2 separate regions of the Mus musculus genome follow, and region 1 is linked to region 2. Evidence: chromatin loops called from intact Hi-C (ENCODE). Cell type or tissue: left cerebral cortex. All regions are shown on one strand. Links, peaks and the distances in the headings refer to the core of each region. The heading gives the core; the rest is flanking DNA.

Evidence for each region. A loop is a pair of places that touch in the nucleus more often than their neighbours do. Peaks named below come from ENCODE experiments on the same cell type or tissue, not always from the same donor. Only the 100,000 strongest peaks of a DNase experiment are listed, where the experiment ranks them.
Region 1: it touches region 2 in a loop (2.2-fold over the local background); 8 of 42 quality-filtered maps call a loop at or near these places.

The regions. Positions count from the first base shown.
Region 1 is chr8:86,646,221-86,662,794 of GRCm38, reverse strand. Lonp2 (lon peptidase 2, peroxisomal) reads right to left here. Exons shown (of 15, transcript NM_025827.3): 8 at 10,478-10,619. Among named protein-coding and RNA genes, the nearest start is that of Gm22305, 17 kb to the left of the region's middle. In left cerebral cortex, for the core only: CTCF peaks have their summits at 8,036 (motif pointing left) and 11,152; DNase peaks (open chromatin) are centred at 9,628, 10,048, 10,633, 11,200 and 2 more places; H3K27ac peaks cover 2,544 bases.
Region 2 is chr8:86,702,623-86,719,196 of GRCm38, reverse strand. Lonp2 (lon peptidase 2, peroxisomal) reads right to left here. Exons shown (of 15, transcript NM_025827.3): 12 at 10,122-10,264; 13 at 5,678-5,885; 14 at 5,104-5,294; 15 at 2,561-2,947. The coding sequence ends at 2,726. Among named protein-coding and RNA genes, the nearest start is that of Gm10638, 35 kb to the left of the region's middle. In left cerebral cortex, for the core only: no CTCF peak of the experiment used is centred there; DNase peaks (open chromatin) are centred at 7,076, 8,503, 8,738, 11,202 and 5 more places; H3K27ac peaks cover 6,802 bases.

The DNA of each region.
Region 1 (16,574 bases), core at 4,587-12,586, 57 kb after region 2:
GAAAAATGTGAGAACCTGTAGCCTAACAACCCCCCATAGGGCAGAGCAGAATTAGAGCTCTCTAGCCTCGCCCCTGAAGAACTGCTGGTATTTAGCCCACATGGCATGTTCTTGGAACAGCTCTTCGACCTGAGAGAATACTTGTTCAATCAGTTCTACTCCAGCAACCAATGGCAACTGTTTAATGCTGCAGCTGCTTGCTACAGTAATACCAGTTGGGACTAACATGGCAACCAAAAAACCCTACAGAGGGTCCGGGATGTGGTCAGCGGCAAAAATCTGTACAGCACTCTCAAGGCTCTGAATTCCTCCCTGGCATCACACACACAAAACAAAATGAACAAAACATTAAAAGGAAAAACTTGGGAAATAAGATGTTCGTTGGTTGCTTTGTTTTTAAAGCTCTGTATTTATTACTGAGAATCCAGAAAGCCGTAAGACTGTGCCATATATGATCAGACAAGGCACTGTGACCCAGCTAAGACTCCCCTCCTTCTCATAGTGTCCTCCTTGCCCAGCATTTGTTAGTGAAATCTGACTTTACTTTCTAATGTGGTGGTATATAAACGTGTGTCTTCCAGTTGAAGGAGATACTCATACTATGTTTTTTCCCCCAAAGATACCACGGGGGAGAACACAAGGTCAGGTCCCAGAGCAAAAGGGATGGACCCTCAAGGAGGCATAGACTGGTTACAGGGCAAACAGGAGCCACAGAGGTTTGCCAGTAGCAATATTCCTTTGAGGAAGACAGTGGAGGATCAGTTGAGCTTGGTGACAGGCCATTCCTCCAGTACAGAAGTATCCTATGGATGGCATTATACAAACACTTGCATCTAGCTTCCTGTAGATTTGGCAGGATACTTAAGTTAGCTAAAGGATCTCAAAATACTAGCTTTTCCAAAATTTAAATATTTATAAAAATGGACTCTAACAAGCACCAAGTTTAAGAAATAGTTTAGGTACCTTCCAGTCGGCACCAGTGCTGGGACACCTTGGGCCCAAACTTGGTGGGCAGTCCCACAGTCTCCAGAGGATTCTCCACCCCACAGGCGCCCTAGAATGCCCAGGATCTTAGGATCACTGGTGAATGGAACACAACATCTGCTCCAACAGAACTGGGGGAGGTGGGGGGCAGAGGCTGCGGACAGCTGGAGCAGGGACCAGCCCGACCAGTGGCTCAGGTTACTTCTGGTCAGTGTTGGTATACCTTGGTTTCAAACTCAGCAGACAGCCCCACGGTACCCAGAGGAGGTACCATTTCCAGGCGCTCTAACATGCCCAGGATCTTAGGAGCCCAGCAGCTTGGTCACACCAGGATCTCAGGGTCTCAGAGGAAGCTTGACTGCCAAGAACTCTGACACACCCAGGATCTCAGCATCACAGGATCCCAAAGAAAACTGGACTATGAGAAGTTCTGACTCAACTGGGATTACAGGAAGGACAGGCTCCAATCAGATATATTGAGGGCAGAGAGCACTTAAGATAATCAGATGGCAGGAGGCAAGCATAAAAACAGAAGCAACAGAAATCAAGGTTACTTGGCATCATCAGAACCCAACTCTCCCACCATGGCAAGTCCTGGATACACCATCACACTAGAAGAGCAAGATATGGATCTAAAGTCACTTCTTATGATGATGATGGAGGACTATAAGGACATTAACTCCCTTAAAGAAATACAGGAGAACACATCTAAACAGGTGAAAGAATTGAACAAAACCATCCAGGATCTAAAAATGGAAGTAGAAACAGTAAAGAAATAGCAAAGGGAGACAACTCTGCAAAGAGAAAACCTAGGAAAGAAGTCAGGAGCCATAGATGCAAGCATAACAAACAGAATACAAGAGATGGAAGAGAGAATCTCAGGTGCATAAGATTCCATAGGAAACATGGACACAACAAGCAAAGAAAATTCGAAACACAAAAAGATACAAACCCAAAACATCCAGGAAATCCAGGACACAATGAAAAGACCAAACCTAAGGATAATAGGTATAGACAAGAACAAAGATTTCCAACTTAAAGGGCCAGTAAATATCTTCAACAAAATTATAGAAGAAAACTTCCCCAACCTGAAGAAAGAGATGCCCATGACCACACAAGAACCCTATAGAACTCCAAATAGTTTGGACCAGAAAAGAAATTCCTCCTGTAACATATTAATCAAAACAACAAATGCACAAAACAAATAAGAATATTAAAAGCGGGCTGGTGAGATGGCTCAGTGGGTAAGAGCACCCGACTGCTCTTCCGAAGGTCCAGAGTTCAAATCCCAGCAACCACATGGTGGCTTACAACCATCCTTAATGAGATCTGACTCCCTCTTCTGGAGTGGCTGAAGACAGCTACAATGTACTTACATATAATAAATAAATAAATCTTTAAAAAAAAAAAAGAATATTAAAAGCAGTAAGAGAAAAAGGTCAAGTAACATATAAAGGAAGATCTATCAGAATTATAGCTGACTTCTCCCCAGAGACTATGAAAGTCAGAAGATCCTGGGCAGATGCCATACAGACCCTAAGAGAGCACAATGCCAGCTCAGGCTACTATACCCAGTAAAACTCTCAATTACCATAGAAGGAGAAACCAAAGTATTCCATAACAAAACTAAATTTACACAATATCTTTCCACAAATCCAGGCCTTCAAAGGATAATAAAGGGAAAACTCCAGCACAAGGAGGGAAACTACGATCTAGAAAAAGCAAGAAAGTAATCTTTCAACAAACCTAAAAGAAGATAGCCACATGAACAAAATTCTAATTCTAAAAACACCACCATGGATAAGGCCGGGGCCCACTTGAAGGGTGGAGCCAAAGGGTCATCATCTTCACCCCTTCTGCCCATGCTCCCATGTTTGTGATGGGTGTGAACCATGAGAAATATGACAACTCACTCAAGATTGTCAGCAATGCATACTGCACCACAAACTGCTTAGCCCCCCTAGCCAAGGTCATCCATGACAACTTTGGCATTGCGGAAGGGCTCATGACCATGGTCCATGCCATTACTGCCACTCAGAAGACTGTGGATGGCCCCTCTGGAAAGCTGTGGCGTGATAGTCGTGATAGTCGTGGGGCTGCCTAGAACAACATCCCTACATCCACTGGTGCTGCTAAGGCTGTGGTCAAGGTCATCCCAGAGCTGAACAGGAAGCTCACTGGCATGGCCTTCCATGTTGCTACCCCCTGTGTGTCCGTTGTGGATCTGACATGTCGCCTGGAGACACCTGCCAAGTATGACGACATCAAGAAGGTGGTGAAGCAGGCATCCGAGGGCCCACTGAAGAGCATTCTGGGCTACACTGAGGATCAGGTTGTCTCCTGATACTTCAACAGCAACTCCCACTCTTCCACCTTCAATTCCGGGGCTGGCATTGCTCTCAATGACAACTTTGTCAAGCTCATTTCCTGGTATGACAATGAATATGGCTACAGCAACAGGGTGGTGGACCTCATGGCCTACATGGCCTCCAAGGAGTAAGAAACCCTGGACCACCCACCCCAGCAAGGACACTGAGAGCAAGAGAGAGGCCCTTGGTTGCTGAGGAGTCCCTATCCCAACTCGGCCCCCAACACTGAGCATCTCCCTCACAATTTCCACCCCAGACCCCCATAATAACAGAAGGGGCTTAGGGAGCCCTCCCTACTCTCTTGAATACCATCAATAAAGTTCGCTGCACTCCACCCCCAAAAAAGAAATAGAAACAGTCATTAATAGTCTCCCAACAAAAAAGGCCCAGGACCTGATGGGTTTAGTGCAGAGTTCTATCAGACCTTCAAAGAGTATCTAATTCCAATACTCCTCAAACTATTCCACCAAATAGAAACAGAAGGTCCTCTACCCAATTCATTCTATGACACCACAATTACTCTGATATCTAAATCATACAAAGACCCAACAAAGAAAGAGAACTTCAGATCAATTTTTCTTATGAATATTGATGCAAAAATACTCAATAAAATTCTCACAAACCGAATCCAAGAACACATCAAAATGATCACCCATCATGATCAAGTAGGCTTCATCCCAGGGATGCAGGGATGGTTCAATATACAAAATCCATCAACGTAATCCACTATATAAACAAACTCAAAGACAAAAACCACATGATCATCTCATTAGATGCTGAGAGAGCATTTGACAAAATCCAACACCCTTTCATGATAAAAGTCTTGGAAAGATCAGGAATTCAAGGCCCATACCTAAGCATAATAAAAGCAATATACAGCAAACCTGTAGCCAACATCAAACTAAACAGAAGCAATCCCATTAAAATCAGGGACTAGACAAGGCTGCCCACTTTCTACCTACCTATTCAATATAGTACTTGTAGAGCAATTCGACAAAAAAGGAGATCAAAGGAATACAAATTGGAAAGGAAGAAGTCAAAATATCACTATTTGCAGATGATATGATAGTGTAAGACCCCCGATGCTGGGCCTCTGCTCAAGTCCCAGGATGAGCTGGCCAACACCCCAATGTCCCGAGAGAAAACCACACCTGATGCAAACTGCAAGAGGTTTTATTATCAGCTAGCTGAGGACGAAGTCCCTCTGCCATGCAGGGCAGGGGAGTTTGACCCCGAGTGGTGACAGTAGGGGGCTTTTAACATCTAGCTCAGGAGTTGGGAGGAACTGGGAGGAGTTGGGAGGAGAGTTGGGAGGAGTTGGGAACAGTTCTTCTCTTCTAGGTGTCCTTGGTGAAATTTACAAGGCAGGAGTGGGGAGTGAGTTCTTTCTGAATTTTTATCTCTGTGTCCTCGGCACAGGAAGGCAGGCATCTCTGGTTGTACAGTATAGAAACAAAAAGGCTTTTTGCTGGCTATAGAGAACAAAGAGCTTCTTTCTAGCTGTATTTTTAAAGATCAGGGAAAACAAGCTTGGGGAAATGTTTTAGGGGCTCTACCTTTCAGGAAGAAATGCTTTAAGCCGGGGTCTCACATTAGCATATATAATTGACCCCAAAAATTCCACCAGAAAACTCCTAAACCTGATAAACAGCTTCAGTTCAGTAGCTGGATATAAAAGTAACTCAAACAAATTAGTGGCCTTTCTCTACACAAGGGATAAGCAGGCTGAGAAAGAAATTAGGGAAACAACGCCCTTCAAGATGGTCACAAATAATATAAGATATCTTGGCATGACTCTAACTAAGAAAGTGAAAGATCTGTATGATAAGAACTTCAAGTATCTGAAGAAAGAAATCGAAGATCTCAAAAGATGGAAAAATCTCCCATGCTCATGGATTGGCAGGATTAATATAGTAAAAATGGCAATCTTGCTGAAAGCAATCTACAAATTCAATGCAATCCCCATCAAAATTCCAACTCAATTCTTCACTGAGTTAGAAAGGGCAATTTGCAAATTCATCTGGAATAAAAAAAAACCTAGGATAGCAAAAACTATTCTTAACAACATGACCTCTAGCTGTACTACAGAGCAATTGTGATAAAAACTGCATGGTACTAGTACCGTGACAGACAGGTAGATCAATGGAATAGAATCGAACACCCAGAAATGAACCCACACACCTATGGTCACTTGATTATTGACAAAGGAGCTAAAACCATCCAGTGGAAAGAAGACAGCATTTTCAACAAATGGTGCTAGCTCAACTGGCAGTTAGCATGTAGAATGCGAATTGATCCATTCTTATCTCCTTGTACAAAGCTCAAGTCTAAGTGGATCAAGGAACTCCACATAAAAACAGAGACACTGAAACTTATAGAGGAGAAAGTGGGGAAAAGCCTCGAAGATATGGGCACAGCAGAAAAATTCCTGAACAGAACAGCAATGGCTTGTGCTCTAAGATCAAGAATTGACAAATGGGACCTCATGAAACTGCAAAGCTTCTGTAAGGCAAAGGACACTCTCAGTAAGACAAAACGGCAACCAACAGACTGGGAAAAGATCTCCACCAATCCTAAATCTGATAGGGGACTAATATCCAATATATATAAAGAACTCAAGAAGTTGGACTCCAGAAAACCAAATAACCCTATTTAAAAATGGGGTAGAGCTAAACAAAGAATTCTCAACTGAGGAATACCGAATAGCTGAGAAGCACCTAAAAAAATGTTTAACATCCTTAATCATCAGGGAAATGCAAATCAAAACAACCCTGAGATTCCATCTCACACCAGTCAGAATGGCTAAGATCAAAAATTCAGGTGACAGCAGATGCTAGTGAGGATGTGGAGAAAGAGGAACACTCCTCCATTGTTGGTGGGATTGCAAGCTTTTACAACCACTCTGGAAATCAGTTTGGCGGTTCCTCAGAAAATTGGACATAGTTCTACTGGAAGATTCAGCAATACCACTCCAACTTTTAATAAGGACACATGCTCCACTATGTTTATAGCAGCCATATTCATAACGGCAAGAAGCTGGAAAGAACCCAGATGTCCCTCAACAAAGCAATGGATACAGAAAATGTGGTACATTTACACAAGGGAGTACTACTACTCAGCTATTAAAAGCAATGAATTGATGAAATTCTTAGACAAATGGATGGATCTGAAGGATTATCATCCTAAGAGAGGTAACCCAATCACAAAAGAACACACATGATATGCACTCACTGATAAGTGGATATTAGCCCAGAAGCTCAGATTACTCAAGATACAATTTGTAAAATATATTAAACTCAAAAAGAAGGAAAACCAAAGTGTGGACACTTCGATATAGAAGTGGATGCTCACAGCCATCCATTGGACGGAGCACAGGGTCCCCAATGAAGGAGCTAGAGAAAGTACCCAAGGAGCTGAAGGGGTTTGCAGCCTCCTAGGAGGAACAACAATATGAACTAACAGTAAATCCAGAGCTCCCTGGGACTAAACCACCAATCAAAGAAAACACAGGGAGAGACTCATGGCTCTAGCTGCATATGTAGTAGAGGATGGCCTAGTCAGTCATCAATGAGAGGAGAGGCCCTTGGTCCTGTGAAGGCTCTATGTACCAGTATAGGGGAATGCCTGGTCAAGGAAGTGGGAGTGGGTGGATTGGGGACCAGGGGGAGGGGGGAGGGGGGAGAGGATAGGGGATTTTCGGAGGGGAAACTAAGAACGGGGATAACATTTGACATGTACATAAAGATAATATCTAATAATAATAAAAAAGAAACAGTTTAGGTAACAGTCTAGGATAATACATTAAACAATAGAATCATAGTAAGTGTGAGAACAGTCTAATACCCTCTCCTGGAACACACTCTCTTGGCTGTTTCCTTCTCATTCATTATAGATGACTTCCTAATTTTTGTGTATCTTCTGTGGCCCATTGACTACTCATGAGTGTGTGAATTTCTACGTATTTGTGACTTCCTCCAATGTCCACAGTCATTTCTAGTTGCTGTGATGTTTTAGGAGAACACACAGTACGCGTTTATCCTTCTAACTTTTATCACAGCTTGTTTCACAGTGCAGCATCTGTTCTGTCCTGGAGAGGGTTCCATGTGAGCTTAAGAAGAATGTGAATACTGCTTTTGGTAGAAAGAGTTCCACAGATGACCCAGGGGGCTGGCTTTTCCATTCCTCCTAGTGTCTAATTAGTTTCCAGCACAACTGAAAGTACACAACAGAAAAACACAACAGAAGTCCAGTGAAAGACTCTAATACAAGATACAGACAACAAATAGTTTAGAGAGAAGCAAAGTTAATTTTAAAAAAAAAATCTATCAATACCTTTTTTCACAGAATTACCTCTACGTATCAAAAGCAGGATGTTAAAAAGGAATAGGTAGAGATGTTTTTGGTATGACTAACACATGAAAAGGTTCCCTTTTTAAAAGATAAAGCTGAAGTTGTTCTCACAGAAAGTAGAACAAAAAATAAAAGGGATGAATTACAGGAATGAGAAGGCATGGCAGCTATAGATCTACCACCTTTGGAGATGGAGCGATTGCTCAGTGCTTAAGGGCATTTGCTGCCTTTGCAGAGGACCCAGAGTCCCTTCTCAGCATCCACTTAGTGGCTCACACCATCTGTAACTCCAGCCACAGGCATCCAATGCCCTCTTGTGGATATCAGACACAAACATGGTATACATACATATGTGCCACAAAAATTCATACAAGTAAAATAGAAATAAAATGTTGGGTTCTAACAAAACAGAGCAAAAAATTACCAACAAAAGAATTAAAGAGAGTCTTTCAAAATGAAAAAAGAAAAATCTGAAAACTCTTTAAAGAACCAGCAAAAATGTCTGAGACCCAAAACAGGTAACAGGCAAGTTATTTTATATATATATATATATATATATATATATATATATATATATATATACACATATATATATGTATATGTATATATATATACACATACATACATATATACACACACATATATACATATATACATATTATGTATTATATTGTATAAAGCTGAACAACTGAGATCAAGAGATGATTCTAAGTTGTTGTAGAGGGCTAAAGCATGCTTGTACATACAGATAAGCACTGGAGAAGTCAGGAAGGTAAACTCTCAGGTATCCTTCAAAGGAAAGACGTGTCTAACCTGACCTCCACCTGGAATGCTGGGAATGGATGTAGTTTTACAACCTGGTAACCCTTTGCTGTCTGATGGGTCAGGCTCTACCTGTCTCCCAGAAATGTTTTACTTATCCCAGACCCTTTTCCTCTAAAACCTTGAGCATAACTTCTAGGCCATAAAACTCATCCTTGTGAGATACCACAGCCTGTGTGATTTCTATGTCGTATCAGGGTCAGGTCAAATTCGGACTCACACAGGGATTATGTTTGCCTTAGTCAGTCTCCCCAGACCAGTAGCTCTCAACCTGTGCTCTCAACCCCTTTGAAGGCTGGATGGCCCTTTCCCAGGGGTTGCTTAAGACCATTGGAAAACAGAGATATTTACATTAGGATTCATAACAGTAGCAAAATTACAGTTATGAAGTAGCAATGAAAATGTTATTGTTGGGAGTATCACAACACGAGGAACTATATTAAAGGGTCAGCATTAGGAAGGTTGAAAACCACTGCTCTAGACCTTTATCTTGAGCACTGCTTCTAGGTCAGCAAGAACTCTTCTAATAGATGAAGCCATATGCACTGTGTAAAGAGAATCAATGTAAACATGTCTTAAGCCTTGTACTCACCAGGCTGAGCTAACTGTTACCTGAAAACTTTCACCAACATTGTGCTATGTTTAAATATGGCAAAAATATATGAGCTGAGGCCAGACTCTCAAAGTCTTCACCCAGCACCAGTAATTTAAATTTAGCTGATCCCAACTTCATTTCTATGTAACCCTGCTTGTTTTCCTTGCCATCTGTAAAGTCTCTCAGGGACCATCACACAAGTTTTCAGAGAGTAAGGCAGGGCAGAAGCATAGTGACTTCAGACTTACCAATGGCAACACTAGAAACCAGGAAGTCACTGGGGCAAAGGAAAACCCTACACAGACATTATTTCCATCTAGAACTCCATGCCCAGTCAGATTTCCTGAGGAAACATGAAGCTGCTTTACATTCTGCGTTTATAAAATACCACCCACATAAGCTTCCTGCAGAAGCTCCTCTTGAGTTAACAACACAGAGTGAGGTAAACCAAAACACAGACTGGGGAGGCAGGAAATTCAACATGGTGGGAGGTGAAGGACAACACAGGGAGGCTCCATGTGCCACAGGTAGAAAACAACTGCTTCCAACTGGAAGACTCACAACAGTAAAACCTACAACACCCGAGTGGCTGCCGGTCCTGAGAGCAGAACAGAAACGGTGGATGTGAGCACAAGAGAGGTGAAGCGATTTTCAAAAGCAGGTCTAAGAAAAGGAAGAACAGGACTCCTGGCTCAGCTCTGAAAAAGGACCACATAATCTGTAACTGCTAATGACCAATAGTGAGGTAACTAAAAAAGAGATAACAATTTATAAAGGAAGATGTGGAATCAAAAACGTGAAGGCAAAAATCTCAGTTTCCTTTGGCAGAGTCTGCACAGATGAAGTGGTTTTGTTCTGCAGCCCTGAGCTCCCTCTTTTGCCCCCCCCAGCCTCTGCTTCACTCTCCCTTTTTGGGATCTTGCTATGTAGCCCAGCCTGGCACTGAATGCAGCCTTTTGAATAGCAAGAATTACAGGCATGTACCACTGTGCCTGACTAAGTCAAGCATTTAGAAAATGGAGCAAATTAACAAAAGCTTTTGGAGGCTAAAGCACAGGAGAAGGACGGGCCCTGGGAGAAGAAGACTTTATCATTTCTTTCTGCAATAAATTACCAGTGCTCTGTGAATAAAGAACATGTCTAAAATTTTATTTTACTTCATATAAATTAAAAAGAAAGACATCACAAAGAGGAGGAAGTTTGTGATTTTTATGTAGATGTAACTAGCTCCAGACTTCAGTCTACACGCCATTGTTTTTCCTGTAACTAACTACAGACCAATCTATACATGGCTTAGATATGGCCTATGCTTACTCATACTCAACTGTGACTTCAAAGGGAATTTTCTAGACCTTACCTCAAGCAGCGCAGCTGCAGGATCCCCCTGCAGGCTTTTCCCCAGCTTGTCAACCTCATCCAATAGGAACACTGGATTGTTAACCCCAACGGTCTTCAAGCCATTGATGATACGACCAGGCATACTGCCCACATAGGTCCGCCTGCAGAGAGCAAAGTCACAGCAATGAGGATCAAGAGGAAACAACACTGAGAAGCCAGGCTTTGGGACTACAAGTTCTTAGCTCTCATCAGCACACAGGAAGGATGCTCTATGTATGTAAAAGCATTACCATATACCGAAAGGTGTTAGGTTCATTCTAATTTCCTACTTGATTCTAACTAATTGCAAGTTGTCCATGACCACTGGAAGAACTGTAAGTCAAATAGTTCTGGTTGAAGGAGAACGATTCAAATCTTTTGTTTTTAAAAGCAATAATGTGATATTAACTATAGTAAGTAGATCTGAGGTAGATGGTGCTTATACTCCATTCCTGCCCTAGATGCACTATGGTATAACTCAGTTCAGTCCTGTATCTGAGTGCAAATGTTAGAGGCTGTGTTGTCACATTTGAATCAGTCGTTATGTAATTACAGCAGATGTAAGCATGTTTACACAACTGAAAGAGGCGCCTCTCCCTTACAGAGCTGGCAAGCTTGCTAAAGCTCTCTACTTATTTTATTATAGCCTTGCCTCCACCAGGCAGATAGCAGATGTTGCTTCTGAGAGGGTTTCAAGGGCTGTCTGCCTGCAAGAGAATGAGCACCAGTAAGTGGAGCAGCAGTAGTTACATCATGGCCCATCCAACCACAGAGCTGATTTACAGAGCAAGCCTCAACTGTGCCACGTGACTGCACGAAGTAGGGCAGAACAGAGTGACTTTTGAAAAAGCAAGAACGCCTGAAAAACTGTCACAGAAATGGCTTTTATCTAGGGAAGATGACCAGCGCTGGAGCTAGATACAATAGAGTCTGTTTACAATAAGAAACTAGCACATTCAAGGCTTCAGAAAGAGGGTCTGGGGATGTAGGGCACTTGACTAGCAAAGCACAAGGCCGTGGGTTTCATCCTCAGCACCACCTAAGCTAAGCAGGCTGATCGGAAGTTCAAGGCTATCCTTGGTTGTATAGCAAGTAAGGCTGGCCTTGGAAAAACAAGACCTTGTTTTAAATTGATGATGATGATGAGGAGGAGGAGGAGGAGGAGGAGTCGTATCACCATTGCTATCAACCTTTGTAAAAACCAGAGGTGATGAACGACTCCAAGGAAACAGTGTCTTCCAGACACAGCAGGACAGATGCACGTATCAATTCACAGAGACCGTGACAGTATGCACAGGGCCTGCACAGGTTCAAGCCAGCCGACAAAGGGGAGTAGACATCCCTCTGGGTTCCCACCCTTAACCAAGAAGCTATCATCAGTTGATACCTGATGGCAAAGGGAAAAAGTTTTCTCTAATGGAGTCTCCCTCGGTATATTAAGCAGGCTTCATTCCCAGGAATAGTTGGCTAACACAAGGCAAACTCAATAGTACTTTTGGAGACCTTTTGTCTCATTATGCTTTCTTTGGGCTTTTTTTTTTTTTTCCTTAGTCTTAGTCTTATCCGGTTTTTGCTTGTTTATGTTGATTTTCATTTTTGTGGTCTGCTGGGGTTTTTGTTTCTTATTTTTTGTTTTGTTTTTTTGTTTTGGGGGGGGTTATAAAGTTGGTTAGGTACAGAGGTAAAATTTTGGGAGGAATTGAGGTAAAAACACAAAATATAGTATGTGAAAATTTTTTAAAAATTTAAATACTAATAATAAAAATTTTTGAGAATGGAACATGGGAAAAACAACATAAGAAATCACTGAACTTTTTCAAATTCTTTTTCTAGTGAACACAGGCTCGCCACTACTCTGAGTGTTAAGTGTGGTAGGAAAGAAAGTTGTTCACATCTCAAATTCTCTAAGGGCCATTTCGGTTTTCCCCCCACTGATTTATTTACTCACTTTTCCTCTTAGTCGCAGCCTCCCCGTCTCCTATCAGGACCCCCCACCCATAACCCCCTCCCCTTCTCCTCTGAGAAGTGGGGAGGTAAGGACCATTTCTTGCTTTTCTGTTTTTGATATGATTTTAAAAACAGGTACTTATAATTCTATACCTAAAGTCAAAGGAGAAAATGTTATTCCAGGACCCTTTCTAGAGCAGTGCAAGCCAATAAGTCCTTGGGACTTCTCACGCTTCCCCAAGCCCACAGAAAAGGTCCAACCCTCTCTGTCCACAACTAAGATTAATCACAGTCTATCTATCAGTCAGCAGCTTTCCCGACAGCAGCCAACCCTCTCTTGCTTCATTCATAATCAAGACCCTCCAAACCTGTAGGCTTTTCCTTTCTTTCTTGTCTGTTTCTGAGACAAGGTTTTTCTGTGCAGTCCTGGCTGCCGTAGAACTCATCTGTAGATCAGCCTGTTTTCAAACTCAGAGATCCGCCTGCCTCTGACTCCCAAGTGCTGGTATTAAAGGCATGTGTCACCATGCCTAGCTTTCTTTACTGTTCTTAACATCATGTTCCCCGTTATGGTATAGATATGGCTTGAGTGTCCTTCAAAGACCCATGTGGTAAAGTTTAGGTCCCCAGGTGGCCATATCAGGACTTAGTCAAACTTTTTAAGAACTAGGGTCTACTTGGAGGGCATGCTGTTTCTAATAAAGGAATTAAAATATTCCTAACAAATTCTGAGCTAGTTCTTAGAAGAGGGCTATTATAAGAGAACACCAGTGGACTTCACCTCCTCGTGTCAGGCTTCCTGGTATCAGTGTAATCGCTCGCTCCAGTATCAGCTCCTATGATGTGATGTGGCCAAAGACAGTCCTTGAAAGAGCCTATCCAATGCTGTTGGGACTTTCAATTTTAAAAACTGTGAGCTAAAGAAATTTATTTTCTTCATTATACTGTAAAAAGCTAATTAATAAATACACTTCCCATACTTTCCTTGCCTATGTATTTACTAAAAATTCTCTGAAGAGAAAGATTAGTGTTCTTGTCTTATTTTGTTTTTGGGACAGGGCCTCACAGTGTATCCCAGGCTGGCCTGGAATTTACTATGTACCTGGGTAGCCTCAAATTTGTGGTCATTCTTCTGACTTATCATCCTGGGTTACAGGCGTGAGCACCACCATGCTGAATTCCCAGTGGGTCTCAGAAACCTCTCCTGAACTCCCTTCACACAGTCATTTCCAATACCGCAGTATATATACACCACCGACTGGCTCTACAACCCGTCTGCTCCTAGTCCATCATGGCTGTAGCCCCTATGAGCAGCAGGCAGATGACAGAAGCCGAGTCGTACATACTGCAGAGCACAGGCAGAGCACAGCTGTTAGCACTCTTCTCCCTCAGGGCCTCCAAACCACCACTGGTAAGGAGGAACTTGGCACAAATTATTTGACCTAAGACTCAGTTTCCTCATCTATAAAATGGGACAGCAGTGCCAATGCCAATCTCATGAAGACTGGGAAAGAAACTCTATAAGCCACCTAGCAGGTCTCAACAGAGCAGACTCTGATCAGGAGCTACTTTTAGTAGAAGTCAGGACAATCGGAATCGGGTCTCACTTGAATTGTGCTTTATGAAAACTACTTCTACACATGTCTTTTTAATAGCACTGGGCATGTACAGTATTGTTACTATTCCTCAGCCGGAAGTGACATCTCCAAAATTCAGGGCACTGGTCTAGAAATCAAGCCAGGAAGATAACCATCACCATCAGAACAAGCACGCCGGGACCCGGTCACCACTGTTACGGTGACGAGTCTCTGAATGGCATCATAAAGCTAATATACCACTGCACCCGTCTCTGTGACCTCACATCAAATGGAAAATCCTCACCTAGGCGACACCCAAATCTATCCCCTTTACTGACACTCTTGCATCTAAACAGCGTGTGGCTTGCCAACTGTCTAGCTCCTCGAACACTGCTGCAAAGTGTACTGCTTTCATGAGCAGAGAAAAACATTGATTTACTATGAATTGATTAGATAAATGGGTTTTTGGTAGAAAGATTAACTACTACTTGTACTTATTAGAGGAGAAAAACTTCTAATTTTTTTAAACTACCTTGGAAATGTAGCACACGAGTGTCTATCTATATATGCTCAATTGTTTTGCATATTTTATTATTCAGGACTGACTTCTGTCAGATTAAACATTATGGCAGCACAAGTAATTCACTTACTGAAGATACAGAATAAACTTTAATGAAGCCTGGGGAATAAGGACATGGGTAGTGAGAATGCACACATACGCAAAATAAAAATATTCTCTCTCAAACCTAGTGCACAATGCAGTATAAAAATACTGCAGCATCTGCCACAGAAAACACAGAGGTGGGAAGAAAGTGAAAGCAGCCAAATGCTACCTCTGGGTGCTAGCAGTGTAAGCAAGCGTGTGTGCAGACCAGCACTCCCATGATGAACTGAGCCCCAGAGCATGGCTGCCGAGAGCCAAGGGAAACCTGGCCACTTGAAAACATGAATTCTGGCTGGAGATAAGCCTCCACAGCAGAGGGCTTGCCTAGCATATGAAGACCCTGCATCCTGCATATTTATCACCACAATAAATAAGGTAATAAAACCACAGGAATTCTGTGGAAACATTCCATAGTATCCCACTAACAACTACCTATTTGTTTTTATGTATCAGCTAAAATTTGAAGAATGCTTAAAAAGTACTCTAATGCATTTGAATATATATGTGGTAAAACAAATTATTAAGAAAAGCACAAGGGAGTTGGAGACATGGCTCAGCAGTTAAGAGCAGTTAAGAGCACTGACTGCTCTTCCTGAGTTCAAATCCCAGCAACCATATGGTGGCTCACAGCCACCATAATGAAATCTGATGCCCTCTTCTGGGGTGTCTGAAGTACAGTGTACTTACATATAACAAATAAATAAAAAAGAAAAACACATGGATTCTTACTTTCTTTTTTAAAATCACTGCTTGCAACTCACATATTAATTAGGACTATTCAGCTACTGTGAAATATATACAAACCCGAAACTCTTTCTATACATCAAAAATTTAAATTATAAGGTTAGTATTTTTCATTTTCCCCAAAAAGTTACATATCAAAACAATTACAAAGACTATTCCAGTATCATGTGACTACCTCTCATGATGATCAGCCTTAATACGTTGCCAAAAACTTAAGCTGCTTCGAATCTAACATAATGTAAATGGCTGGCCAGGGATCAGGACAAGTTTTTACTCTGTTTATTTAAAGGGCTCTTATCATCTATAAGGCACACCACTCTAATGTGCACAAAAAATTGTAATATGGAGGCTGGAAAGATGGGCAAAATACTCATACACATAAAAATACATGAGAAACTTAAAAGTAATTTGTAATATAAAAAGGTTATGTATTATAAAAGTAGAGAGGGAAATACTGTAATTCTTTTGCTTTATAACTGGTATCACCACCACCATCATCATTCCCAATGAGGGGCTGGGACAGATGGTTCAGTGGTTAAGGAAGCTTATTGCTTGCTCTTTCAGAGAACCCGAGTTTGGTTCCCAACACCGACCTTCCGCAGCTCACAGTCACCTTTAACTGTAGCTACAGAGCTGACACTTGTCTTCTGGCCTCTGTGGGCACTGTACTCAATTGTGTGCCACAAAGACACACTTTAAAAAAACACAATCTCAGATGAAAGTCCAAGCAAGAAAAAAGTTGACAGCCATTGTCTTTGTATGAAAGAAAAAACTTGAGTATTTTTCTTTAATTTTTTTTCACATTCTGTACCAATGGTGTGGTGGTAGTGGTGTGTGCAATCTATCTCCTGATGCAAACGTTTTGGCTGAGAAAGGGGAGGGTGAGGAAAAAGAACAGCATTCATTTTGGGAGCTCTGCTTATCCGTGCACATTTATATGTAGCTATGCTCTAAATCTGAAAAAGCGATGCGTTTTAAAGAGACTCGATGGTCTTTAGAGGAATAATGTGACTTAAATATATCATGTCTAAACAAAGTTGATTTTTACTCTTCTGGTAGTTATTTTTAAATCTTTATAAATAGAATCCGGACTTATCTAAAGGGCTGAATTACAAAATATAATTAGTTTTTAATCTTACATCAAT
Region 2 (16,574 bases), core at 3,864-11,863:
GAATAATAAATGGGCAGAACCAATTGAAACTAACCTATAAAGTTGATAACCAAGGTACACAGCTTCCCTCAGCTTTGATACCTGAAAATTTCTGTGCATGTGAGAATGCCAGCTGTGCATGTGAGAATGTAGCTGGGGTTGAGGTGTAGTGTAGTTCAGTGTTTGGGGCATATTCAAGGCCCTATATTTAATCCCAAGTACCATCCTACACAAACACACACACCCCTCAGAAAGCTGGACAGAATTATTGTATATCATTTGCTTGGGGTTTGATCTGCAGGCAGAAGTCCCAGATTAATCAATCAGTTGGTAAGTTGAATGGTGAGGTCCATGTGCTCCTGCTTCCAAGATGGCGCCTCAGTGCTAGCCTCCTGGTGGAGGAGTACACAGGCAGAGTAGCTAGCTAGTTTTCTTGGACCCTTTCCTATTGAGTGTGGAATACTTGTTAGGCCATTCTGATCACAGCACCACCAGAGAAGTTCTACTGGGCACACATCCCAAAATAATTAGAAAAGCAGGGATTTGTATATTCCTGTTTATAACCAACAGTCACAAAACAAAAGATGAATGGATAAAATTTGCCATATGTATATAGTGGATTGTTCAACCATAAAAGGCAAATTTGATACATGGTATTGGGATAAACCTGACACTTGGTGAGATGTTAGACATGAGAAAACATGCTGTCACTCTCTACAGCACTTAGGAGAGTGAAGAGTGGTTGCCAGGTCTGGAATCGAGGGAATGAGTTTAGTTTTTTTGATTGTGCTGAAAAAGTCATGGACAGTGGGAATAATGAATGTCACAGATGTCCCTGAATTAGATACTTGTAAGTGGTAAATCTTTGGACATTTTCTCCATTCAAAAACTCCTTCCTAATAAACCAAAAACAGTGTTAGAAAAACAAAAATCTTACTGGCAAACCTCAAATGGGCACCTTTAGAAACAAAAGATGGGCTGGAGAGATGGCTCACCAAATGAGTGCTTGCTGAAGATCCAAATTCAGTTCCCAGTTCCCAAACCAGGCAGCTCAGAAGCACTCGCAACTCCAGCTCCAGGGGATGCCTCCCGCAGGGGATGCACACACACAAAGATGACCACACAGAAGAAAAGCAAGACACAAAGACTGACTTAAGCCAGCACAGAAGATGCCCTGTGACGTTTCCTAAGTATTTAGAAGGCCAGTGCTGAGGTCTAGGACCCCAAAAACCCCAAGCCTTAACAGATGTTTTTTGTTGCCACCTCAGGCAGGGAGGAGGCAGAGCTGGGTGTGGAGACTTCCTGGCTGGAGGCTGTCAATTGTTTCTTCACTCCCTGTGTAAGATTTCACTCCCCTGAATCGGCAGCATTACTGAGGCTGATACCTCACTAAGGGTTGTGAATGTCTTTCCAGTGCCCCAAGTAGTCTTGGATCTGACATTTCCTCCAGAGGTTTTATTAGCAGGCCTGACAGGAGTTCAGGTAACTTGCAGACCCCATTCTCATCCAAGAAGTATCAAAAAATATTTTTATATTATCTCTTAGGTTTTGTAATGTAAGGTTCTGACTCTAGAATTAAAATTGCATTTATGTTGGATTCTTGTCGAATCAGCAATATCAGCAATACTACTAAACTTTTTTTTTCTTTTCTGTATAGCTCTGGCTATACTCACTTTGTAGACCAGGCTGGCCTCGAACTCAGAAATCTGCCTGCCTCTGCCTCCCGAGTGCTGGGATTAAAGGCGTGCGCCACCACGCCCGGCTTGACTACTAAACTATTATTTCACACATGAACATGTTAGAAACTGGGTTCAGAAATCTAGTAAGCATAAGGGGCTGCCTTCATCTTATGGTACCTTGGACACATCATCCTATGGTCACAGGACAGGACAGGCATGGGAAGTTGACATGCTTGGAATTTAGCATAAATAAGTAGAAGGGGGAGCAGGAAGGAGGATTCTGAGTTTAGGGGCCTTCCTAGAACATACAGCTTTTTGGGGGGGGAGGGGGCTGTACTTTGAGATTACAGGCACCCAAAGCTCTTGTGATGCTGTAATGACTGCCAGCGCATGCCCGTCCCATATAATTAATGTTCTCATTGCTGCTTCCCTTAGCCTAAGACTCATGTGCAGTCTCATCCTAGACCCCTTTAACACAAACACAAGGTTAGTTGCCTAGAGTTTTGTTTTTGCTAGTTTCCCTTCCAAGTGATTGGTTCCAGGATCAGATAAAATCTACATCTAAGTCTCCATAGCTAAGAGTGTATGCCAGCTGGTTTTTGTCTGACACAGCGTTTCCCTATGTAGTCCTGGAACTTGCTGTGTAAAGACTAGGCTGGCCTTGATCAAGAGAACCACCTGCCTCTGCTTCTCTCCTCGTTCGGGTGCCTGTGCCACGCCTAGCTCACTCAGTTATTAAACACACCAGGCACACTGGTGAGAGGGGTTCCTGGCTCTCCACTTTATACCGGAGGGAGTTGGATTCAGGTTTATAGTGGGCCTAAACATTTCTAAAAAGTTGTTCTAGGACCACAGAGTACCTCTGTCTTTCCCAGGGATACCAAACCCACTGGAGACCAGAATTCTAGGTTTAATGACTTTATTAAGCCAACATTTCTGTAATAAACAACTACTTAAACAGACTCATTGCTATCTTGATTATATCCACAGATTAGGGATATTTTGCTTGATCATTTGGTGCCTCAAACAAGCTTTGCCTCATAATTAAATTCAGCTTATGTTCGGGCCTATAGTTTGCTGTCAATGAGACCAGGTCTGGTCTTGACAGGAAAGCCACCATCAAAAGCTGCATTTAGAACTTCATCCAGGCAGCTTGCTGTAACAAAACTTAGATCCTGTCTGACGTTGCTTGGGATCTCTTCAAGGTCCTTTTCGTTCCTCTGCGGAATTATGATCTGCTTCAGTCCTGCTCGGTGTGCTGCTAGGACTTTGTCTTTAATTCCACCCACCTGCCAGGCAAAAGAAGACAACTCTCAAGGTTCATGTTCACTGCCGAGCGCATCTACCTTTTACTGAACCATCACTGACTTAGACATTCAGCCCACCTCCCACCTTGGGATAGTATGAGCTGGGAGGCCACTGAAAAGCTTAATGGTAACCTATATTAAAACCTTTTAAGGAGAGAACCTGTAACCTCGATGGCTATGGATAGTTTTAATTGTCATTTGCAGCCTTGTGTTTAGGTTGATTGTGCTTGGTTCTACTATTCCTAGCTAGAAGAAAGAAGTCTGAAGATTTTACCATAAAGAAATGACAAATGGAGGAAATATACATGCTGATTTAAATGTTATGCAATGTGTACATGCATTGAACATCATGCTATCTCAATACATACCATTTTTGTTTTTACAAAATAAAGATTTTTAAGTTAACCAAACAGAACTGCTCTTACACAGGAAGCTCAGTGTGTTCCAGGATTATTGTCTTCATTACCACAAAGCAAGGCTTTTGTGCCACCTAAAAATGAGAACACTCCAAACTAGACTCTTGTAAGGTATTTGTTTTTGTTTTGTGACACAATCATTGTAGATTGGCTCGGCCTTGAACTCCTAGAGATCTGTCTTTCTCTGTTCCCTGCCCCCAATGCTGTGATTAAAGGCACATGCCACTAGTCCTCGCCCCTCTTGTGGCTATAAATAAATAAATAAAAATAAATAAAAACAAAACCCTAAAATCTATGCCCATAATGATTCCTTCACAAAAGATGGAGTCTAAATTCTCTTTCCCAGTGTGAGCCTGGCTTTGTGACTTGTCTGTGTGGAGCATACTATGCTGGAAGTGATGCTATGTGCATTTCAAGGATAAGGTATTAAAAGAAAGCTTCTGCCTGGATTGTTATCTTGGATCACTTGCCCTACACAGCCTGGGGAAAACCCCAAGGTGCAGACGACTTGGGCCTCCTGTGCATCACGCAGCAGGTCCTCCTCTTCAGTGACCCAGGACTGAGGCCTGCATGCAGGTAGACCCTGAGCCACAAGAACGATGCCTACAGGCTCAGTACCTTCAACACTTACTCTAGCCTAATTGGCTAGACTGTATGCTGCTTTTAAGATGATACACACACACACACACACTCACACCACATATATATGTGATATGTGTATGTATGTTTAGTCATTTTTTTAACCAATTCTAAACTAAAATCTAAAATGTTCCCCTTTTTTCAGCCTTAGCAAGTATTTTTTAAAAATTCTATTATTTTTTTTCATGGTCCTTGCATGGTTGAATGAAAATATTGGAGTACAATAATTTTAGTGGTTTTCAATAGGAATTGAACTAAGTCTTACATGAAAGACTAATAACAAGCAAGTCCTCTGCTACCGAGCCATATTTCTAGATCTTTTTTACTTTGAGGCAAGGTCTCACCAGGTTGCCCACGCTGCTTCAATCTTCCTGAGTTGCTCGGATTTTGCAAGTGCCTGGCCCCTTTAGTGAGTCTATAACCTACTCTCATCCGTGTAAGGACTTTAGCAGGGAAAAGAATATTTGTTGCTGCTGCTGCTGCTGCTGCTGCACATCCTCCTCTTCCTTTTCTTGTTATGGCTCTGTCGTCAACATTTTGTCCTGTCAGACAAGTCCTGGCACAGTCACAGAGCCCTAAGTCCGGGTGCTCCCACAGCATTTGCATGCAGGTCAGGATACCCACTGGAGCCCAGGAACCTGCAGATCCAGGCAGGACTTTTGAACTTGTTTTGCTATAAATCTTGCCAATTATGGTACTCTTAAGATTCCTACAAGGTGCTAGGATGTCTCAAAGGAACTTGAAAAAGCATGGAATGAGCTTGAAAGCCAACGGTACACGCAGCACACCTCACTGCTAAGAAGAGAGAAGAGACTGCAGGCATTCTGATGAACGGCTGATTTTTCTATAACCACACTGATATTTCTTTTCCCTTAAATATTTTTAGATCATAGGGAAACTTGGGAGATGGTCAGGCGTTCTTTACTTGACCAAAAGTTTAAAATATAAGTTAGTTACAGGTATTAAAATTTTAATATTTAAAATTTTTAGCCAAAGTTTTTACAGAAAGCTACTATTCATGTAAATTTAAAATTACTAATTTAAATAAATATTACAAGTACATGATCTGTTTTCTATACTTACTGGAAGAACAAGCCCTCTCAGCGTAATTTCCCCAGTCATGGCTACATCTGAGCGCACAAGCCGCCCACTGAAAAGTGAGGCGAGACAAGTTACTATGGTAACACCAGCAGATGGTCCATCTTTTGTGACAGCTCCAGCTGGGAAGTGCAGATGGATGTCTGTGTTGTCAAGAAGATCAAAACTTCCAAAAGCTTTAAAAAGGGGGAAAAAGAAAGGATTTAATGTAGAAAAATTAAGCCCAGTTTTTTTTTTCTCTGAATAAAATCAAACACAAAAATGAATGCTTTGTATAAATGAATGCTTAAAGATATTAATGGATAGTGTACTTTGAGTGAGGTCTGGACGGTAAGACTCCTTCTCTCTTAAGTGTGATTTAAAGGTTTGTTTCTGTATCTAGTTCAGGGACTCAGCCAGATAGTCTAACGCGATCACTTGAGTCTCTATGGATTCAGAAGCCAAACCCGGGACTTTAGTGAATGGTGTCATCCTTGTCTCAGAGTTAGTTAGATACTCCCTGGATTACGGTCCAGGGCCCTCCTTCCCAGCTGTGTCCCACTGCAGTTAGGCCATGTACCATTAGTCAGGTGGTATTTCTTTGCATTGCTTCGAAGCCAGCTAATGGCGAGATGGGCAGACTCCTTCATGACGTCCCCAAGCTGGCCGGTCAGTGTTAGTTGGCCTTCACCGTCCATTCTACTTGCTTCCACAAACATGATTTTGCCACCCAAGGGAGTCCATGCTAACCCTATTGCCACTCCAGGTTGACTCAAACGCTCAGATACCTTGAAAGATGAAAATATTAGTTATGACAACATGCAGAAATTATTTCCAGAGCACTTTAATCACACTGTCTTGTAAGACTGCAAACTTAAGCACTAACTTCTGACAGCTTATTACCTGACATTATTTTGAGTCACATGTCTCACTATCTGGATGTTCTTATTTAGCATTCACCAGATGTATATAGCTCTACACATGGGTGAGGAACTGACTTCCAAGAGTAGTTGGGTCTAGGTACATATGCCTTGATTTTCAGGGTATCTTCAATGGACTGTGTATCTCTACATATCCAAAGCCTGGCTGGCTTTTTAGTATGTGAGCTTCAGGGAGCAACAATCTTCTCACTAACACTTATCTGACAAGTTATAGCTCTCACAGGCTTTCTGTCGCCACTCCTTGGTGATATCCTAGACTCAGGGCAGTGCTACCTGGATGCCAGTTTAAGAGGAACAAGCTGCTTAGCTGGGGCTATGTGTCTAGTTGATAAACTACTGGTTAATACACCCTAGGTATGAAGATACAGATTAGCATCTGGAAGACAGCAATGCTAACTTTGACTGCACCCCCATATCTCCAGAGAATAAGCACAGTGTGCCACCAAGGACAATCCAATGTGCAACTTCTCTGCTGTCAGGTGCCTGGCTTCACTATGGAATAGCAAAGACTGGCCGCTTCCTGGGAGCGAGCTGGGTGCTCTAGCAGCTGTGTGCAGTGGAAACCATGACATCAGTGAAGCCACTGGGTAGGTGGCCAACTTTAAGAGTTCATTTTGACCTTTAATTTCACAGGTAGATGGCAGTTTAGCTAGCTTTCAGCATCAGCCCAGCTCACCCCACACACTTCCCTCTAGCACTGGCACCTGCTCAGTTCTATATTTGAAAAAGAAAAGATAAATATGTAGGTCAGTGCTGTTTAAAAACAACACAAATAGATGAGAGTGTTTACAATGAAAAGAATTAATATTGAGTCAATTTTCTTATTCTTTTCATTACCTGGCTTCTTTCCAGAGCTGGATGGACTAACCCTAAAGAAGAATCTTCAGAATGTCAAGTCATGTTTAACAGAATAAGCCATTTGTTGCACTTTTATTAGCTGCTAATCACATTGTTACAGTTGAATCCTCAGAACTATTAACTATGTTGCTTCAAGAAACCAGGCAAGGGGCTGGAGCAGTGGCCTAGTAGTCAAGCTCACTTCTTGTAGAAGATCCAGGGTCAGCTACTAGTACTCACCTAGTGGCCCAGCCAGCTGCCTGTTAACTCCAGTTTTAGGGGAATCTCATTCCTTCTGGCCTCCATGGGTACCAAGTGTGCAAGTGGTGTATATGTGTGTGTGTGTATACATACATACACACACACACACACACACACACACACATATATCTATGGTGTATATTTTTTTTCCAGAGGAAACACGCATATATATAAAATTTAAAAAGAAACCAGGCTGGGAGGATGATACAGTGGGTAAAAGAACTTGCCCCACAAATCTGATGACCCGAGTTCAGTCCCAGGCTCAAGTGAAAAGCTGAGTATGGCAGTGTGAATCTCACCCCAGCATTCCTACAGGAAATGGGAGGCAAAGGAGGAGAAGCTCACAGACCAGCTGGCCTGATGTGTGGTGTCAAAACCAAGAAGGACCCTGCCTCAAAAACAAGGTGACTCAACTAAACAACTTAAAGCCCTGGTTACCCACCAGCACTTACTAACTTCCCATTTCGATTACTGATTTGTGGAGTCACCAGTTTTAGATGGTCTTCTTAGGGCTAGAAAGATGGCCCAGCTGGTAATAAAGGTGCTTGCTGCCAAGCCTGATGACCTAACTTTGATCCACAGAGGAGCCCATATGGTGAAAAGAGAGACCTGATTCCTGAAATCGCCCTCTGACCTCCACATGCATACTGTGGTATGTGCCTGTGTGCACACACAAAACAGACACAAACCTTTTCAGAATGTTTCTCTCACTCACTCTGTATCAAATTAAAATAAAAGTATGTCAAGTTCACCGTCTTCTAAGGCTTTGTGCCTTAGGCAAGGAGTGCACCACTGACCTCTAACCCCAGCCCGCAAGTTACTTTGTTACTTCCCACTCACACACCAGCGAGGCTAACCTGTAGACTGGGGAAAAGCTTAGTGAATACTCACTCCACAGGGTCTCTTAGTGCTTACATTTTTTTTTTTAAGAAAAAACTGGAAACGTTTGTATATGTTTACATGTACCTGCATGCCATGGCACATGTGTGGAGGTCAGAGGACAACTTTGTGGCCTTCTGCCATGTGGGTTCTGGGAACTGAACCCTGCCTGGATCTCAGACATGGATCTCAATCTTTATCTTGCCGAGTTGTTTTTCTAGCCCTATTGGTTTTAACACTTCGAAGATCAACACTTAAGGAACATTTGCATATCTAATTGTAGCCAAGTTTATATTTGCTTTTACATTACATGACTGAAACAGTGGTATGTTCAAATGTGCAGAGTTCTCTGTGACCTTTTTAGTCTAGGGGAAGACTTATGGACCCACCAAGATTTTACATTCACGTTACTGTCCCTGGCATCCTAGTCAGGCTCTGGCAAGCCTTACAGGGATATGACTGCGAGTATGCTCCAGGGCTGACAGTGCACCTCAAGGGAAAGGACATTGGTCACAAGAGCACAGCCACAAGGGCCAGACTGCAGGGAGCCTGGAGAGGCAAGGCCCTTGTCTAGGGAGAGGATGTAGGCTTGAAAACAAGAGAGTGGGGTTTGCAAACTACCTAAGTTGGTAGAAGTATTCACATGTAATAGCTAAGATGCTGTAAAGAGAATCAGATGATATCAGAGAGTGCTGCTAAGACATGTTTACAATTCCTCCTTTTTGTTCTTCCTGCTACATCTCTGTCAGAGCTCCTGCAATGGCAAAAATGCATCCGAATCCAGAATCTGCTGAGAAGGTTATATAATGTGTAACGTGTATCAAGCCTTTGTTTTAATATAGTTTAAGTGCTCAGATTGCTGCTGGGATGAGCTTTTTTTTGTTTTTGTGTTTTGTTTTTTGAGACAGGATTTCTCTGTGTAGCCCTGGCTGTCCTGGAACTCACTCTGTAGACCAGGCTGGCCTCGAACTCAGAAATCCGCCTGCCTCTGCCTCCCGAGTGCTGGGATTAAAGGCGTGTGCCACCACTGCCCTGGAATGAGCTATCTATGGAAAGTCTAGAGAAAGAGGCCATGACACTTGGGATCAGAATCGCTGTCTTCATTATGAACTAACAAGCGAGAAAGCACATCAACTTCTTTTCTCAACCAAAATTAAGCTCAGTTTTTTAAAAATTCAAATTCATAGTATCTTAAGAATGTAAACAACCCCAATAACACCTTGGGTTGTATGGTTCACGTTGAGATTCACTGCGAGAATAAACAAGGACTGTTCTGGCAACTGGGAGCTTTGTGGGGAGCCAGTCCAGAACGTAATACAAGGCCGCTGCGGATGAGTTTGGGGAGTCTTTCTTCTCCCTTGTTGTAAGCCCTTGGGAAAAACTATCGTCACTGGTAATGATTTGGAATTTTTGCTGGAGACACTGCCTTATACACAATTTAACAGCCCTCATAGACATCTTTACAGATCTTTCCTAGGAATTTACCTGTGAATCACCTCACCATCTAAATACCACAAATACCTTCAGCACCCTATTTTATAAGCTACTTCCATCTGCTGCTTTAGCTCATACTGGCTTTCTGGTCTTTGGTGACGTAGGAAAGGGAAAAGCAGAAAAAAACAGTAACAGAAATAGAGCAGCATATAGTTTAACCCTTGATGGTTATCTACCAGGTTGGAACTGGTAGTAGTCTGTGTTTTTCAAGTAGTTGGGATCAGGGCTGATTTGCTGCCTCCTTTCTAAGCCCTCGGTGGGCAAGACAACAGGACATCCTTGATTGAAATGCATACGATAAAAGACAGAACTCTTCTGCGTACGCAAATCAATGAGCATGAGCACTCATGAAGTGGAGGGATGACTGGAAAATCATTGAGCACTCATGAAGTGGAGGGATGACTCAGGGTCAAGCCAGCATGGGTGCCCATAAGAGGTCATGACTTGGGTCACTTCCATTCAAGAGCCACACTATCACATTAAGTACCTAAGTGTAACACTACACAGGGAAATTTTCCATTAAATTTTCCAGAACTTAGCTTCAGAGACCCCAGCTCTAGCTGTCCGACATCAAGCAAGCACCAGTGTAAACATAGATATGAGAATCATCACCTCCAGCTCATACAGTGGTGGCCCCAGGATGTCTTTCAGGGCATGGGAGTCGATCAGAATTGGCATTTCAGGTGGCAGGGCCAAGTCTGCAGTGTCACTGATGGATTCAGGTTTTGCATCTTCCAGCACATGTTCTTTGCAACCTAAGAGAAACATTTATTTAGAAGTTCCAAGAGAGCTGTTGGTTTGGAAATTCATTACTAGTAAAGAGAAATGGGAGGCACAGTGAATGCCACCAGATTAGTCCTTTGTGTTTACAGGCACAGACCTTTTACCTGTACACAGGCAGAGGAACTGGTCTTTCAAAGCCCTTAGGGAGTATTTGCCCATCACCCACATGATAGCTCACAACTTTCTGTAACCCCAGTTCCAGAGGGTCTGATGCTTCTTCTAGCCTCCTCAAGTGCCAGGAACATATGGGGTGCACAGACATTCATGGAGGCAAAAAAGGCAAAACATCCATGAACACAAAAAACTAAGTAAATGACCCCGCCTCAAACCTCTATGGTGCTGGTGAGATGGCTTACTAGGTAAAGGCATCCGCAGCCAAGCCGGACAAGTTTGGTTCCCAGTCCCCACATGGTTGAACAAGATGACCAACTCCCTTAAATGAAGTAGTCCTCTGACTCCTATGTGCATGCACACATATATGCCCACACAGAGATTTTAAATTAATATACTCATTTTAGACAAGACTCTCACTATGTATCTCTGGCTGGTGTGGAATTTGCTATATAGACTAGGTGGGCCTCAAACTAAAAGAGAACTGCCCTTTCTGCATGCTGAGAACATGGTATGTACTACCATGGTAGGCATAAAAACGTTTAAAAACTGTAGAAAACTGTGCCTCTCTTTGTCTCATAGCTAGCGTGCTGATAAGTTTTTGTCTACTTCACACAAACTAGAGTCACCTGGGAGGAGGAAACCGCAAGTGAGAAATTGCCTGCATCTGATTGGCTTGTGGGCATGTCTGTGGTTTTGTTTTCTTGATAAAAGACTGATGTGGGAGAGTCCATCCTGCTGTGGGTGGGTGCCACCCCCCACATGCCATCCAGGTAGCCATGGATTATGTAAGAAAACAAGCTGAGTGAGTGAGCCCAGTTCCCCATGGTATCTGTGTCAGTTCCACCCCCAGCTTCCTGCTGGAGCACCTGCTCCAGTTCCCCTTGATGATGGACTGTGACGTGGAAGTATAAACCAAATAAGCCCTCTCCTCCCTCAAGTTGAATTTGGTCATGGTGTTTATCACAGCAACAGAAAGCAGACTAAAACTCTAGTCTTGTTTTCCCTTGGGCTTGTCTGGTCTGCTATCTTACAATGTACTTAAACTGTTTCCTCTTTTATGACCCCTTTCATACTCCCAGTGAAAGTGGTTATTGTGTACACTAATAAGAAATATACAGTGATTACAGTTAGCCAAAATTGTATTATATATATTTATTTTGCTATGATTTCCCCATTCTTTTCTTTTTTCTACTCTTACAGATCATGAAATTAAGGCACCCTCCTCTAACTTTTCTTCCAAAGTGGCTATCAAATATGTGTAAGAGCAGCAGCCTTACACTAACTCGCTTGTGCTAACTGGGGTCATTATGAGGAGATCATTAAATGACACAGGGTGACCTTTAGGGTGAAGGCTCTTCTGGCTATCTCTTCACACATGAATCACAGGTAACAGGAAATTTGTTGACAAGAGGACAAGTTGAGCTATGAAAAAAATCTCAAGACCCTCACTACCTATTTCTATGGGGTTATAAAAATTACAAAGCAAGTCTGTTGTAGATTCCACAGTGCAATGCACACGATCTGAAGTGTGAAGTCTCCTTACATATGTCATTATACCATGACTGTAATGCTCATCCCAGGTTTAGCTCAATGGATCCTACAAAGTCTTTTCATCTTCCTAACTTCCTCCATAGGATTTCTTTCACAAAAAATGTGCAGTGGTCGGCTATTCTGTGGCTTGTGAAATGGTAGACTTTCTGTGAGTGACTGTTTTCAGCAGCATTAGATCTTAGAGGAGAAGAGAAAGTAGGTTATCATTTGTCATACAGGGAGAAAAGGTTACGGACCACAGAGTGCAAGGAAGAGACACAGACAGCTGTCGGCTGCCTTGCTGTGACATGCTCTGTGAGCTCTGCTGAGGTGGGGCTGCTGTTGTTGGATTTCATTTTACTGTCACCAGACGGGATAAGAGCATATGGGTGAAGTTCAAGACAACATGGAGCCACTGCCTGGGGACAGCTGACCTTTTTCAAGTGTAGTCTTGGGCTCGGTGCTTGGTGCACAGAGGGAGCAGGGGTAAGAGCTCTTTGCAGAGGATAGCCCTTTAGACACTAGTAAGCTCAGAGCTCATCTATACTAAAAACGTTCCATAATTCAAACATATGGCGTGCTCACCAGCATTTGTCTTTCTATTTTCTGACCACTGGCAGGAGGAACCAGTCTCTATGCTCTGCTGCCGTGGAGCGCACATGACCATGCCTTCTCCAGTTGCAAGCCAAAAGAAACCTCTGCTCCTTTAAATTGCTTCTTGTCGGGTACCCACAAGAGATCTGGCAAAGTGGAGCTGTTGTTACAGACAGGGCTGTGGTTGTAGAAGAAATCTGGAAGACTTTGGTGCAGTGGGCTAGAGATGCTGTAGAATGCTGCAAGCGCATGGCCATTCTGATGGAAACTTGGACAACTACAGTGTTAATAGGAATGTGGAGAGAGAGAGAGAGAGAGAGAGAGAGAGAGAGAGAGAGAAGTGGGCTGATGAGGTTTTAGAAAAAACCAAAGGCTACTACTGGGAACTGCACTAGGCCCTCAGTGTGACATTCTGGCAAAGAATGTGACTATGTTCTATCTGTGTCCAAACACTTGGAGTAAGGCTAAAGTCATAAGTAATGGGCTAAGTTTGAGGTGGAGGAGCTTCAAAGCCTAACACCCAGGCTCCAGCATGCTGACTGCTCACTGGTCTTTGCCATATTTACAAAACAGAGCAGAAAGGTATTTTAAAAGCCATGCAGTTTGGTGAGGAGAGGAATATGAGTAAGTTTAAAACTGTGAAGAGAGTTAAAGTTGTGGGCAGGGATGGCACTGACAAAGTGTGCACAATGGTTAGAGATTAGTGCCACTGCAGAGCGCAGAGGGACTTGGCATTACGTGGGAAAATGGAAAGCTGCCCTGAGGTAAGACCTCACTCACGGAGAGCTCCAGCCATGTATTAAAGCAAACTCACCTGAAAAGAGAATGGCTGAACAGAGGAGTCTCTAGGACCAGGGGTTCTCAGAGAGATATTCCCAGGCAGAGAGCACTAAAGCTGTGGTCCAAGGGAACTAGGTTTTATCTTAAACTTGTAGTGCAACTTGGCATCTTCTACATGGTCCTGGTCAAAATGCAAGGATTATAGGCTCATAGAGGCTTACACCAAGATTCCAGAAAGCCACCAAAAGCAGGCAACATTTAGTAACACTGGATCCCTGCGTGGAGCTCCTGAGCAGACTGTGTGAAGCTCTGAGAGTGAAACCTACGTTGTAACAGAGCCTCAGCTACCCGAGATGCAGAAACATTAGGCTGAGGAGAGCTGCACTTGGAGAACAGTGCACTGTGGGCAGCACAGTGAGCCAGTGGCACACAAATGCTACTCATGTTGCAAGGATGGAAAACTGCCTTTCTTAGGAGGTTGTGTGGGTGAACACCAAAGGCCCAGAAAGCTGCTAAGCCCAGGCAGTATGTATCAAGGTTGGAAATGAACTCTAACCTGTAAGATTTAATAAAACCTTTCCTCCCCAAGTTGCTTTTGGTCATGGTGTTTATCACAGCAATAAAAAGCAAACTATTCCAACACCTCCCATGAAAAGTCTTACGTCTGCATATACTCCATATTGTCCTTGGTTCCTCATCTAACAGTGATTGAGGTCAAATGGGCCAATGTTATTAATTGGTTTGTATAACTTATACAGAGTGGATGTATTAAACAAACGGTGGTGGTTGATCTTACAGTTAATATTCCACTTAGGGAACAATAAAAAAGTGATTCTAGGTATTCTTGGACTAAGGAACTATTTTCTAAACTGCACACTCAATTCTGCTACATTAAAGTTCCACATAACACTCAAATGTGTTGTGAAAGAATATAGCTGGGCTTGCAAGATGGCTCAGCGGGTAAGAGTACTGACTGCCCTTCCAAAGGTCCTGAATTCAAATCCTAGTAACCACATGGTGGCTCACAACCATCCGTAATGAGATCTGATGCCCTCTTCTGATGCCTCTTAAGTCAGCTACAGTGTACTTATGTATAATAATAAATAAATTAAAAAAAAAAGAATTAGGGTATAGGAATTACAAGAAAATATAGCTGATAATAAGTAAACCAGGCAAAGAACTCCAGATGTGTACATGCCTAGGCAGTAACATAAGAAACACAAAACCCAAAGCCAACTTCAAAAATTACTAATCCAACAGTAAAGGTGAGAGTGAGTCAGATTGACTGTCAACTAGAGAATGACATAATGATGGCAAGAATGTTCAAAACAATAAAAATAAAAGAATAAGCACCCAATTAAGGCCTAAACAGCTGAATGAAACAAGGATCATGATGCAGGCTATAGGAATTATTCTAAGACAGACGGACTGAAGACAGACCAATCTGACATGAGGGAAATAAAGGAAAAAAAATCAGTCAAGTGAAAATCTCTGTGGAAAATGTCACCGATACAACAGATCAAAGAAAAAGTAAGATACCTGTCTTAGTCAGGATTTCTATTCCTGCACAAACATCATGACCAAGAAGCAAGTTGGGGAGGAAAGGGTTTATTCGGCTTACACTTCCACATTGCTGTTCATCACCAAGGAAGTCAGGACTGGAACTCAAGCAGGTCAGGGAGCAGGAGCTGATGCAGAAGCCATGGAGGGATGTTCTTTACTGGCTTGCTTCCCCTGGCTTACTCAGCCTGCTTTCTTATAGAACCAAGACTACCAGCCCAGAGATGGTCCCACCCACAAGGGGCCTTTCCCCTTTGATAGCTAATTGAGAAAATGACTTACAGCTGGATCTCATGGAGGCATTTCCTCAACTGAAGCTCCTTTCTCTATGATAACTCCAGCTGTGTCAAGTTGACACAAAACTAGCCAGTACAATACCTGAGCTTAATGACAAGGTAGAGTAACTGGAACCATCCAACAAGGACAAAGATAAAACAGTAAGAAGGTGTCAGCAGGAGTTCCACATACACAGGGTACCCAAAAAGACTAACTGTGTGGATAATAGACACAGAAGGAGAATATAATTTTAGGGACACAGAAAACATTAACAACCATAACACTCTGGGCATGGTGACAAACACCTTTAATCCTAGCACTCAGAAAGCAGAGGCAGGCAGATCTCTCTAAGTGTCAGGCCTTCTACAGAGAGAGGGCTGCACAGTAAGACTCTTTCTGTCTCAGCAAACAAACATCATAACAAAATTTGGAAAAGAGATGCCAATCTAAGCACAGGAGGTATTTAGGACACAAAACAGTAATGACCAGAAAAGAAAAAGACCCCTTTCTGTCATATTATAAGTGAAACACTAAATATATAAAACACCAAGAAGCATACTGAAAGAAGCAGCTGTGAAACACAAGTCACACGGAGGCAGACCTGCCAGAATAGCAGCAGATTACTTCACTCAGACTTTAAAAGGTCTGAGGGCCTAGACTGATGAATTTCAGGTTCCAACGGCAATACCTACTATCCAGCAAATCTATCTGTCATAAATGAAGGAAAAGTGAAAATTTCCATGAAAAAATAGGCTAAAGGAATGTATGAGCATCACACTAGCTCTACACAAGTTATGTAAAAGAATCATTTGGACTGAAGAGAAAAAAAATGCACCCACAAGGTCATAGGTAACAATAAGGCATACAAGAATAATAATTAAGGAAGAGAAAAGGAAAAAAAAACCTACAAACTCAACAAATAACAGAAGGTGATACATGCTTTCTATAACTAGCTCTGAATCTTAATGGAGTCAGCTCCCCAGTCACAATGCACAGTCTTGCCGAATGGAACAAAAGGCCAGAAGTGTCTCTTTGCTGCCTCCAAGAAACACAGATAGCCATAGATGACAGGGACGACCTCAGAGTGAATGGACAGATGACGGTAGTTCAAGCAAATGCAACTTGGAAACAAGCAGCTGGCACTGTTCTAGCATGTGACAAAACACATTCAAAGCCAAGCTAGGAAGAAAAGATAGATTATTGATACAATCTATCAAGAGGCATTATGATTCTACATATATGCCCTAAAGCAGGTGGATTCAATTTCATGAACAAAAACTAATAGATGTAAAGGCTCGGGTTAAAGTTAGCACAACAAAGGTGGGTGACTTTAGCACCTCATTCTTATCAGTTGGCAGCAGGTCTTCCCAACAAAAAATAAACAGACAGGACAGAGAGACTGCTCAACAGTTAGAGTACCAGCTGCTC